Linked DNA regions of Homo sapiens: region 2 is linked to region 1. Evidence: chromatin contacts called from ENCODE Hi-C data. All regions are on one chromosome and are shown on one strand. Each heading gives the region's core, a stretch centred on a gene start or an enhancer-like site at or near the end of the contact. The rest is flanking DNA. Distances are from core to core; before and after follow the strand shown. Region 1 has its middle 11 kb from the start of TM4SF18-AS1. Region 2 has its middle 34 kb from the start of COMMD2.

Evidence for each region. Hi-C counts contacts between places; a loop is a spot of excess contacts on that map. Pooled maps may share reads with other maps.
Region 2: a map of B cell shows a loop between it and region 1 (36-fold over the local background). The contact joins two enhancer-like sites. A Hi-C loop is called at or near these places in 2 of 168 maps with a recorded cell type or tissue (B cell and naive thymus-derived CD4-positive, alpha-beta T cell) and 6 of 50 pooled maps.

What each region holds. Positions count from the first base shown.
Region 1 is chr3:149,270,479-149,276,940 of GRCh38, reverse strand. It overlaps the pseudogene CPHL1P. Among named protein-coding and RNA genes, the nearest start is that of TM4SF18-AS1, 11 kb to the left of the region's middle. RefSeq lists an enhancer at 6,198-6,462. Within about 2 kb of position 2,508, at least 3 of the 41 ENCODE cell types and tissues checked have a DNase peak (open chromatin) inside an H3K27ac peak, as active enhancers do.
Region 2 is chr3:149,715,107-149,721,568 of GRCh38, reverse strand. It overlaps a transcript of WWTR1 not described here. Among named protein-coding and RNA genes, the nearest start is that of COMMD2, 34 kb to the left of the region's middle. Within about 2 kb of position 3,973, at least 2 of the 41 ENCODE cell types and tissues checked have a DNase peak (open chromatin) inside an H3K27ac peak, as active enhancers do.

The DNA of each region.
Region 1 (6,462 bases), core at 1,259-3,758:
AGGCTGGAGACTAGACAGAAGAATATTCCTATATTTTAGGAATAGATAATCATTATCAAGGGACAGTGGATGATGGGCAACCTAACGATCCAGTGTGTTGTGCAACATTTCACCTCACCTGACAATGAAATCCAAAACCACTTGGAATGGAAATGACATATATGTTAATGAAGACAGATAATGTATGTCAGTAGACACAAATGAAAGAAGAAAGCCTGGATTATAAAAGGTAGGCAAGCCCTACTCAGTTAACTTCTCCAGGCTCAGAATTTGAAAATGAAGGCACTTTTACCATTGACCTTTCTGTTTTTTATTAGTTCTCCAGGTTGGGCAATAGATAGGCACTGCTACATAGGCATTGAAGAAAGCATTTGGAACTATGCTCCTTCTGGTAAAAATATGCTCAATGAAAAGCCTTTTTCTGAAGACCTGTAAGTAATCCTTTGCATTTAACAAGTTATTATCTGAAGCAAAAGTTGGTAATTGTTGATCATTGATGAAATGCTGATGAAAACTTTCTCATGATTGACACTTGCAGGACACATATGCCATTAGAACCACTTCGTTTGTTTAGTTCCAACATGGTATGGAAAAGAGGTAGTAATACAAATCCAAAATTGCTCTTTCCTGGAATGATCGCCACTCTTGTCTTCCTGACACGTTATTTTGCAGATCACAGCTAATTCTGTTTATCATTAATTTTGTTCACGTGATAAGGTATAAAACAACACTTTCCTTTTGATATGTGTGTAGCTGTTTTCTCGATTTTTCTCTTCAGATAATTGAGAGAGGGAAATATAGAGGACATGAGTGGGGTTCTGATTTACCACGGTTTAAGAGCAAAACACCTTAATGCTACCAACAAATCCACAAATCCATTTAAATGTGTAAACAGTCCTAAATCATGGGAACTGATCGACTACTTGAATGCTAAAGTAACCTTAAAGTGGGGTTAGAAACATAGACACAGTTCAGTTTAAAGAATTTGGCATGTCTTTTAAACCAAAATGCCACATGTTTTACTTACTACATTTGTATTTGATTTCTTCATTCAGTATTTCAACACTCTTCTCACCAATTATACCTGTTTTTGACTCCCATCACATTTTCTCCAGCCTCTGGGTTTTATCTGCCAAAATTAGGCTGTTGAGCTTCTGACTTTTCATTTAGCTTATTTAACACTTTGTTTCTTTCCAGTCAACATTTGTTAAAGTTCTGTCTTTTTTGTTTGTTTATAGAGAATTTCTACAAGGAGGTCAAGCGAGGAAGAGCTTTGTTTTTAAAAAGGCTTTGTATTTTCAATATTGATACTGATAATACATTTCAAAGGATCATTGAAAAACCATCCTGGTTGGGATTTTTAGGTCCAATGATTAAAGCAGAGACTGGAGACTTCATTTATGTACATGTAAAAAATAATGCTTCAAGAGCTTATAGTTATCATCCTCATGGGCTCACCTACTCCAAAGAAAATGAAGGTAAGCAGATCCTCTTTCCTGAGTTTTGCTTATGGAGAGTATGAGCACATTGCATTAGAAAAAGCCAGGTAATCATGGACTGGTCAGCATTCTGAGCTACGTGGAGTTTAGAGTGGATGCAGACTCTACTTCTGATGTATTTAAAGTTTATACCCAAGACAGTCCTTTTTTAGTTTCTCATCTTAATTGAGTGACAGCCCTTATGCAATTCCTAGGAAATAAAACACTTTTCCCTTACTCACCAGAAAAGAAAAAAAAGGTGTTTTTTTGTTTCGTTTTGTAGGAAACACTCATGAGCTAAATGTTAGGTTGGCAGAAATCCTGTTCTGCCCCCACCTCATTTCCATTTCCTAGTAGATGAGGATCACCCTCTGGGAAGATATCAGTATCAAGAGAAATCACTACTTTCCAGGCAGACTCTTCTCTCCTACACAGCTACAGTCACAGATACATCATGATTTTGGAAAAAAAAAAAAAGGAAGGGAAGAGAAAGCCAACAAATAGGATTTTGTGAGTTTTTGGGAGACAACAAGGAAAGCTAGGAAAACAGAGTTTGGAATTGTCTTTAGTAGAACACAGATATTTTTTCCCAGTGTTTGAAATATGGTTTTTAAAAGGCCTGGCATAAATCTTTAGAAAACTGGAATTTTAGGCCAACTTGATAAGAGTACCACCTATAGCATACGTGCTCCTTCCAACAGAGGCTCTATGATAATACAGGGCAGCGGAAATCCCATATGCCATTCCTTTCATCTGTCATCATTATTTTGCCATGTTACATGACCATCTTGCAATGATTATTGCCCTTTAAATATAGTCTATAAAAAAAAAGAAAAATAGTCTATATTATAGACATATAATGTGAAAAATGTTAACAAGAGTTTGCTTTATTTTTTTACTTTTTAATCAACTCTCAAAACTTGAACTGAGGTTTGATGATTCCGTCAGGGAAGCATGAAGAAGAACTAGAAAACAGGCCTTGAATTAATCCTCTGGACTGAAACAGACTCAGGAAACTGGACCATGACTGGAGCCAGTTCCAGCTGGGCCGCTGGGCAGGAAGAAAGTACAAAACAGTCAGTCATAATTTCTTCATGTTCAGTGTGGAACAGGAGGGTCCCAAAAGAAGAATAGAGAATCAGAGGCTGCTCATGTTTCAAAGTCTTTTATTGAATAAAGGAATTTTATTCATAGTTAGCAGGATCCAGCCACGAGGGGTAAGGATCTGAGGCAACACTTTAGCCAGAGAAGAAGAAAGAAAGGAGAGCAACGGTCCAAAGTCAGAACTGAGGTAATAGTTCAGAGTAACGGCATGGGCCACCTTCGGACTGCAGTGGGCTACTTGGAAGTAACAGGGACACCCTTGGATGCCCTGGGTCCCAAGTCTGACTGGCAATGAAGAAAATATGGAGGGCAACTCGGGAGTCCAGAGGTTACCTCTGCATCTGAGATCTAGGCACATGGTAGGTGCAAAATAAATATTTGTTGAATCCATCAGTAAGAGTGATGATAGCCTATTATATACTGCCTGCCTCATTCCAATTTAGTCTAAAAACTGCAGCCAAGCTGAGCATTCAGGTAGAAGCCAACTAAAGGGGATTTAGGGAGGTAGGAATCTGGGAAATGGTGGGGAGAAATGCACACTTTTTGAGAAATACAAAGTAGCATAATGGAGGAAGCCCGAGTCACATTCAAAATAGTGTTATCCAATATTTACTGTAACCACAGTGCAGAATATGTTTTCTAGGTGCTATCTATCCTGATAATACGACAGGCCTGCAAAAGGAAGATGAATATCTGGAGCCAGGGAAACAATATACCTACAAGTGGTATGTAGAAGAACATCAGGGACCTGGCCCCAATGACAGTAATTGTGTGACAAGAATTTACCATTCCCATATAGACACTGCAAGAGATGTAGCTTCGGGACTTATTGGACCAATACTGACTTGTAAAAGAGGTAACTTTAAAAAAAAATCTCATTGCAGTAAAAGAGTAAACCAGAATGGGTAGGCTGTCCTCTGCTCTCCTAGAGGAATTTTACTATCCAAGGCACTCCATTTTCCTGCCTTAACCTTGGTTTTCCAGTCAAGAATGGAAACTTGCCATCTTGGACTCTGAGCACTAGATGGCGATCTCAAATCCAACCCTCAGTTCAACCAATAATTCAGGTTGGTCACTAGATGGTAGTCAAACCCAATAAACTTCACTTCGGCCATCTTCCTTCAAAATTACTGCCACCTTTTTGTGTTTATGTTTTAAGGTGAATCAGTTAGAATCATCAGTTTATTAATAATTCTTGCAAGGAGGAAGTTTTGCTGATATGTTTCTAACTTGCAAGGGAATATAGAGTTTTGAAAATTCTGATTTGGTTCATTAAAACAAGATCAACAAAGCAACAGCACTAGATTAATTATGAAGTTAATGAGCAAATTTAACTTCCTATGACAATCAAAGTTTAAATTTTAGGTGAACAAACATCTCTCCACAATAAATATTTTAATAATTGCAGTTTCCTATGCCAAACACACATAGTCTCATGATTACAAATTACATTCCTTGGGAGATAACTTTTTTTTTTTTTTGTATTTTTAGTAGAGGCTGGGTTTCACCATATTAGCCAGGCTGGTCTTGAACTCCTGACCTTGTGATCCGCCCGTCTCGGTCTCCCAAACTGCTGGGATTAAAGGTGTGAGCCACCGTGCCCAGCCGGGAGATAACTTTTTAAACCAACTTTGGAAGAGCTTTTTGCCCTTCTCAAAATTGCAAGGAACTCAACTGCATAATGGCAAGATAAAGAATATGTGTTTATTATATTTAACTTAAACATTAGCTATCTAGTCTGAACATTTCCAAACTTTCTCCCTTTTCTTTTTAAACAGTAAGATAACTTAATGCTTTGCATTCTCAAAGGCAAGTATGTGAACTGCCATCAAGCCTTCCTTGGTTGGGTACAGTGGCTCATGCCTGTAATCCCAGCACTTTGGGAGGCCAGGTTGGGAGGATCACTTAAGGCCAGGAGTTTGAGACCAGCCTGGGCAACATAGTGAAACTGTGTCTCTACAAAAAAAAGAAAGAAAAAGAAAAAGACTTTCTCACTTACAGTTATGTTGATTTATGCCCTATGGTTTTAAATATAAGGCTGTTATAAAATATTTGGGACTGATAATAATTTTATAGAATATTATATTTTTATATACTTTTTAAATATTATAACTATTTTATTCCCACTGTCCTAAGCACTTTTCTCTTTTGTTCAATCTAAGCGCACAGAGGGATCTTATCCATTTTGAGTCATTTGTTTCCATCTGTGGGTTAATGAGTCTGAAATCTGTAACTTTGGTTCAAACTCCTTTACTGATAGTCAGGCCTGGCAACTTGGCGTCTCTACTTGGGTGTTTCATCCGTACCTAAATACGTCATATTCCAAAACCCGTCATTTGTTCCTGCCCTGAATCTCTCCCTTCCTTCTGTGTTCCCTGCCTTGGGGAATGGCCCCAGTATGCTCCAATTAGTCACTGGAGACAAAACCTTGGGTAACATTCTTGATACTGCCCTCTCCCTCATCACTTGCTAAATACATCAGTCAAGTCCCGCCAGCTCTACTTCGTACACATCACAAGGTCAGCTCACTTCTCTTCAGCTCCACGAACTCTAACCTAGTTCAGGCCACTGCCATCTTTTTGCTAGGATACCCACAACAGCCTCTTAGCTGCCCCACCAGTCTCTAGTGCTTCCCCTTTCAATTCATCTCCACTTGGCTTTCTGTCTGGGGGGTGAAGGTGGGAGGATGATTCTGAGTCTGTCACTCCTTTGCTTAAAATCCTTCAAGGACTGCTGATTGTTCTGACGATAAAGTCCAAATTCCTTTTATCTTAATTGCTGCCTGGAATCTTCTCTACAGGTACACCCCAGCAAACTCCTCATCCTTTAAATATCAACTGAGGTGTCACTGCCTTCAGAAAAGATTTCCATACCCAAAATTAAATTAACCAGCTCCCAAACACTGAACTCTTCCCTACTATAGAACTTTACACACTATAGTATCTTATTAATTGATGGCGTCCACCCTTGATTGTATGCCCTGCAAGGGTAGATAACTGTCTTGTTCACTTTTATAAACCCAACACTTGTCATAGTACCTAACACATTACAAATATTCAATAAATATTTGTTGAATATAAGCATAGAAGAATAAATAAATTGGTATGAACTAAAGTTATCCTTCGTTTGAGGAAACACAAATTTTTAGACTTTGAACAATCTCACGCGATAATGGTCATCAGATGCAGACACTGCAGAAAGTTACTGATTTGATGTAAAGATGAGTATGGATTCTTTAAATATGGCTTCATATAGGTAATATGCTTTTTTAAGTTTGTTGTAAACTTTACAAAAACCGACATCCCACATCGCAAACATTTACCTTTTTCACGTGCCCTAACAATTAACAAAACTGTAGATCGTAAAAGTAGTTGTATCTGTAACAATGGTTCTAATTAATGTCTACATGAAAAGTAAGAAATGTGTTTTTTGTTTCAGGGACACTGAATGGAGACACTGAAAAAGATATTGACAGGTCTTCTTTTCTGATGTTTTCTACAACTGATGAAAGCAGAAGCTGGTATAGTGATGAAAATATTCGTGCATTTACTGAATCTGGCAAGATTAATACTAGTGATCCCCGTTTTGAGGAGAGCATGAGCATGCAATGTACGATTAAAAGAACTTTCTCATACATAATATCTTATAATTCTAACTTCTATGATCGTATTCAGTCATTTCCCTTTGTTCAAGTTTATTTAGTTGAGTTTATGTTTTTCAGCGTTTCAATCAGAGTATACTGGGTTGACATGCAAATGCAAATCACTAGTAAAGCCTGCTCATTCCCTAAGTCCAATAGCAAGTAAAGTTTGGTCAATATTTGTTTTCTGAAGTCTCATACTGATTTAAAATAGACAGTAAAAACCTAAGAAAGACGTAA
Region 2 (6,462 bases), core at 2,724-5,223, 440 kb before region 1:
AAGAAAACTAATAGACCAATATCCCTTATGAACATTGATGCAAAAATATTCTGAACAAAATATGAGTAAACTAAGTGCAACAGCATATTTAAAAGATTATACGCTATGGCTAAGTGAGGTTTATTCCTGGAATGCAAGGATGATTCAATCTATGAAAACTGATCAATGTAATACACCACATTAACAGAATGAAGGGAGAAAGCCACATGATCATCCCAAGTGGTGCAGAAAAAGCATTTGACAAAATTCAACATCCTTTCATGGTAAAAATGCTCAGTAAACTCTGAATAGAAGGAAACTAACTCAACATAACAAAAGCTGTCTGTGAATAACCCACAGCAAACATCATACTTAATGGTGAAAGACTGAAAGCTTTTTCTCTAAGATCAGAAACAAGAAAAAAATTTCCACTTTCACCGTATAGCATTGGAAATGCTAGACATAGCAATGAGACAAGAAAAAGAAATGAAAGGCATCTAAAATGGAAAAAAAGAAGTAAAATATCCCTGTTTGCAGATGACATGATCTCATATGTAGAAAACCCTGAAGATTCCACACACAAAAAAGTTACAATTAATAAATTCAGCAAAATAGCAGGATACAAAGTCAACACACAAAAATCAGTCGCATTTATATACACAAACAATAAACAATCTGAAAAAACTTAAGAAAACAATTCCATTTATAATAGCATCAAAAATAATAAAGTACCTAGGAATTAACTTTACCAAGGATGTAAAAAATCTATGTACTGTAAAGTACAAAATATATCTGAGAGAAATTAAAGAAGACATAAATAAATGGAGAGCTATTTCATGTTCACGGATTGGAAGACTTAATATTGTTAAGATTTCAACACTACCCAAAGTGATCTACAGATTTAGTGTGGTTCCTATCAAACAAGTAGGTTTTTTTTTTGCAAAAATAGGAAAACAAATCTTAATATTCATATGAAATTTCAAGGAACTCTAAATAGTCAAAATAATCCTAAAAGAGAAGAACAAAGCTGGAGGACTCACACTTACTGATTTAAAAATTTATAATAGGTAATAGTAATTAAGACAGTGTGGTAGTGGCATAAAGACCACACATAAAGACCAATGAATACAATAGAGAATCCAGAAATAAATCTTCAAATATATGGTCAAATGATTTTTGGTAAGGGAACCATGATTATTCAATAAGAAAAGGACAGTCTTTTCAACAAATGGTGCTGAGAAAACTAGATATTTACATGCAAAATAATGAACTTTTACCTTTACCTAATACCATACGCATAATTTAGCTCAAAGTAGATCCATGGCCTAAATGTAAGCCCTAAAACTATAAAACTCTTAGAAGAAAACATAAGGCAAAAACTTCACGACATGGGATTAGGCAGTGATTTTGTGTGATGACACCAAAGGCACAGGCAACAAAAGAAAAAAACAGACAAATTGGACTTCATGAAAATTTAAAAATTTTATATCAAAAGACACTATCAACAGAATAGAAAGACAGCCTACAGAATTTGAGAATATATTTACACGTCATATATCTGATAAGGGATTAGTATCCAGAATATATGGAGAACTCCTAAAACTCAACAACAAAAATACAAACAGCTCAATTCAAAAATGGGTGAAGGACTTGAATAGATATTTGATACTTCTCCAAGAAGATATACAAATGGCCAATCAGCACATGCAAAGATGCTCAGCCTTACTAATCATTATGGAAATGCAAGTCAAAACTATAGTGAGAGCCACCTGGACACCCTTAGGATGGCTACTATCAAAGCAATAGAAAATAAAATGTGTTTGCAGGGTATGTGGAGAAAATAGAATCTTTGTGCCTGTTTGGGGGATATAGAATGGTATAACCACTGTGGAAAGCAGTATGGTGGTTTCTCAAAAAATTAAAAATAGATTTACCATATGATCCAGCAGTGCCATACTCAGAAGAATTAAAAGCAAAGTATCAAAGATATTTGTATGCTCGTGTTCATACAGCATTACTTACAATAGCTAAAACATTGAAGCAACCCAAGAGGCCATTGACAGATGAATGAAAAAGCAAAATGTGATATATACTTACAATAGAATATTGTTCAGCCTTAAGGCTGGGCACAGTGGCCACGCCTGTAATCCCAGCACTTTGGGAAGCCGAGGCAGGTGGATCACCTGAGGTCAGGAGTTCAAGATCAGCCTGACCAACGTGGTGAAACCCTGTCTCTACTAAAAATAAAAAAATTAGCTGGGCTTGGTGGCTGACGCCTGTAGTCCCAGCTACTCAGGAGGCTGAGGCCCAAGAATCACTTGAACTCGGGAGGCAGAGGTTGCAGTGAGCCCCAAGATGATGCCACTGCACCCCAGCCTGGGCAACAGAGTGAGACTCGGTCTCAAAAAAGAAAAAAAAAAAAAGAAAAAGAATATTATTCAGCCTTAAAAAGGAAGAAAATTCAGGCCAGGCATGGTGCCTCACATCTGTAATCCCAGCCCTATGGGAGGCCAAGTCAGGCAGATCACTTGAGGTCAGGAGTTCAAGACCAGCCTGGCCAACATAGTGAAATCCCATCTCTACCAAAAATACAAAAATTAGCCAGGCGTGGTGACAAGCACCAGTAATCCCAGCTCCTCAGGAGGCTGAGGCAGGAGAACCGCTTGAACCTGGGAGGCAGACGTTGCACTGAACCGAGATCATACCACTGCACTCCAGCCTGGGCAACAGAATGAGACCCTGCCACAAGAAAAAAAAAATGAAGAAGAAGAAGAAAGAAAATTCTGAGGCATGCTACAACATGGATGAACCTTGAGGACATTAGGCTAAGTGAAATAAGCCAGTCACAAAACAACAAATACTATATGATCCCACTTTTATGAAGTACTTAAAGTAGTCAAAATCATAGAGACAGAAAGTAGAATGATGGTTGCCAGGGGTAGCAGGAAGGGAGCAATGAGTTGTTGTTTAACGGGCATAGAGTTTCAATTTTGCAAGATGAAAAGAGATCTGGAGATGGATGCTGGTGATGTTTGCACAACCATATGAATATACTGAATGCCACTCAGCTGTGCACTTAAAAATGATTAAGATAGTAAATTTTGTTACATATATTTTACCATAATAAACTTTGGGTAAAAAATTAAAATGAAAAGAACCAAAGTGAGATAGCAGAGGACCCTGTGAGCTGTTGAGCCTGTGTGAACAGAGACTAGTGGCCCTCATGGCATGTGGCTGAATGAGTGGTTGGTAACGATCTCCTGCTTTCTACTATCTGTTTCCTTTTCTTCCTCAGTTTTTTTCTTAATCTGCTTCCTTGAGAAAACAATCCTGCTTCTTTGAGATACAAAATTCCAAGTTTGATGTGGTGATTATGGGGAAAAAAAGAACGTAAGGTCACAATGAGAAGATGGGACACTATGGAAGGCCCTTTAATTTTCTAATAGTCACATAGACTTTAAAAAATAGTCTCTGGGGTCTGGTAACTTGGTAATGTCATTGAGTTATTATAAAAGAGTAAGCAATTTTATAATATATTTGTTTAGGGATATAATTTTGTATAATTTCCCTTGTTCACTTATTTTTCAGTATAAATCAGCCTTGATGATATGATCATTTCTATTTTTTTCTAAAATTAGAATAATAATAATACCTGTTTTATTAATGGTGATATAAAATCTAGGAGAAAAACATGAATGAATACTCACAAGTATTTACTACTTGTGAGTAGTAGAAAACATGTGAATACTAACAAGCTACCATAGTCTTGTTCCTGAATTTCCATAAGAGAGACCTTCCAAATGTATGAATTTTTATGTCTATATCTTAAGCCAAGAATATCCTTCTTCACTATACCCACCCTACACCTAATCAGGAAATTTTCAAAGTCTTTCAACATATTTCATATTCACAAATTGCTTATGTTGGATCATCACCCTTGTCCTTCACTTCTTGGGCACCAGAGGGCATACATCTTAAATCTCACTTTCTCAGAGACACAAATCCTTTTTCCCTCCACTGCAGGATTTTCTCCTCTGGATTTGCTCTGGCACCTCGAAGAAGCTTAGGGGAACAGTTCAGCTTTGCTCTTCCTGATAATTAGTGGCTTTCCTGATGGTGTGGTTCAACACACCCACCAGAGACGGAAGGTAATGATTACTCAGGAGACCTGCTTCCTTTATCAATCTGCACAATCAAAAGAATTGTCCTTGAAAATAGTCTTTGTAGACCATTAGTTCATAATCTTTTTTGTTTGTTTGTTTGTTTTGCTAACTTTTCATTGTTTTTAGGCTGAAGATAGCCTAAAATTGTATTCATTACTTTAGCCTTCGAAGCTTATAAAGTGAGATAATAGAAGTGAAACTGCTTTCGAACGGGAAAGAAGCACCATATAATTGCAAAGTAGAATTACCTTTAGGAGAAATGTTAACCAGACAAGGCCAGTCTGTCACCCACTGGGGAGTCGCACAATCTCAGCTCGCTGCAGCCTCAACCTCCCCAGCTCAAGCAATCCTCCCACGTCAGCCCCCAGATAGCTGGGACTACAGGCATGTGCCACCTAAGTTTTTTATTTTTTATAGAGACAGGGTTCACCCTATGTTGCCCAGTCTGGTCTCGAACTCTGGGCTCAAGTAACCCGCCCACCTCAGCTTCCCAAAGTGCAAGGATTAGAGGTATGAGCTGCTATGCTTGGCCCATAATTTTTGATTCTTGTGACTGTATGCCCACATTTTTTTTCTTATGATTTCTCTGTAGATCTGTCCTTATAAAAATTTTTATTTTCTAAACTTGTTAATTCTTCTGGACATATCCTAAACTACACATTTAGAGCCACCCAAGTAGCCATCCATCCACTTATGAAATAATATGAGTATTAAGAAATCTAGAAATTAAATTTAAAAAATAAAATATGACTTTTTGTTTGTTTACTATTAAAAAACAGGTCTCAACAATCAATAAGTAAATGATTCTAAGAGAAAATGTTAAAATATAATTTTTTTTTCCCTAATACCAGATAAGAATATTTTTATTTTCCTTTGGGCCATCCCTCAATCACAGTATATTCAGAGTAGTTTTCAAATTTTGTAGGATTGTTTTTATCTTTCTGTGGCTTTGACAAGTATCAAGTATGGGTAGATTTAGTTGAAAAGGTAAGTAGGCCACAGAGCATCAGAACAATTTCTTTATTTTATTTTATTATTTTTTTTTGAGATGGAGTCTCCCTTTGTCACCCAGGCTGTAGTGCAGTGGTGTGATCTCGGCTCACTGCACCCTCTGCCTTCCAGGTTCCAGCAATTCTCCTGCCCAGCCTTCTGAGTAGCTGGGATTACAGCTGTGTGCCACCATGCCTGGCTAATTTTTGAATTTTTAGTAGAGACAGGGTTTTACCATGTTGGCCAGGCTGGTCACAAACTCCTGCCCTCAAGTGATCCACCCATCTCGGCCTCCCAAAGTGCTGGGATTACAGGCATGAGCCACCACGCCAGGCGCAGAACAATTTCTGAATTCAAAACAAATAGCCCTGAATAGTAAATTCTCTCTTCACTGAATAGAGAATTCATGTTCAATGTTTTGTCAATGTTTTCATTGTAGGCAAACCTGAGACCAATTTTCTTAGGAAGACAATGCCATAAATGTTGATGAGGCTCCCTAGTTAACCCCCACCCCAAACCAAACCAAACAAGACTTTTTATCCAGTTAAATATGTTGTAGTCCCCTCTGAGATCCCCATCACTCTTTGCTATTCATATTTTTACTATTTTTGTGATTAGCATAAGTATTAGAAAGAGAAATTAATATCTGCAGAGCACTTTATCCACATGTACTAAGTTGTACTTATATCCCAACTCTATGTGAGGTATATGTATGAAGTACTGTTGTTCTGGGATCTTTGGGATTGGGATGTCGCTTTTCTGGCCGGAAATCTCTTTGGCTGGTGGTGCCTTTGCCCAAGTTTTCTCAGGCCCTCTGGGCTTGTTCCGCCCACTCGGCCTGGCAGGCTGTGCTCAGCTCATGCTACTGGCCCTTGATCACACCTCTAAGGGAGACTGAGTCAGGTGTGGAGCGGCAAGGGATGTGTAAGCAAGCGTGGGATCCGGCCACTGCGCACAAATACGCCGGCTGCTGCCAGGGGGCAGGCAGTTCCGAGTGCTGGCACGGGTGCCAGCGCTCTGTGAGGCTATGCTGGACCAGGCACACTGCAAGCAACTTCCCCAGCTGGCACCGGAAAATGCAGTGACGCCCAGAAGCTTGACACCCAGAAGCTTGGAGATGCCTGCAACTGCAGGCCCCCAAAGAGGGAGTCACAGCCCTGGCTTGGGGAGCTCCCAGGTCTGGGCTCCCTGAAGGGCCGCAGGTGTTCTCTCCTCTTCACCCACAACATGGTGGACAAGGGGCATGTTTCAGCCCTGTTTGTGTCACAGCTCTTTTAGCCTTGCCATTTGGTGGGTCCCGAGTTCTTGTTCTTCCACACAGACAAGTAGA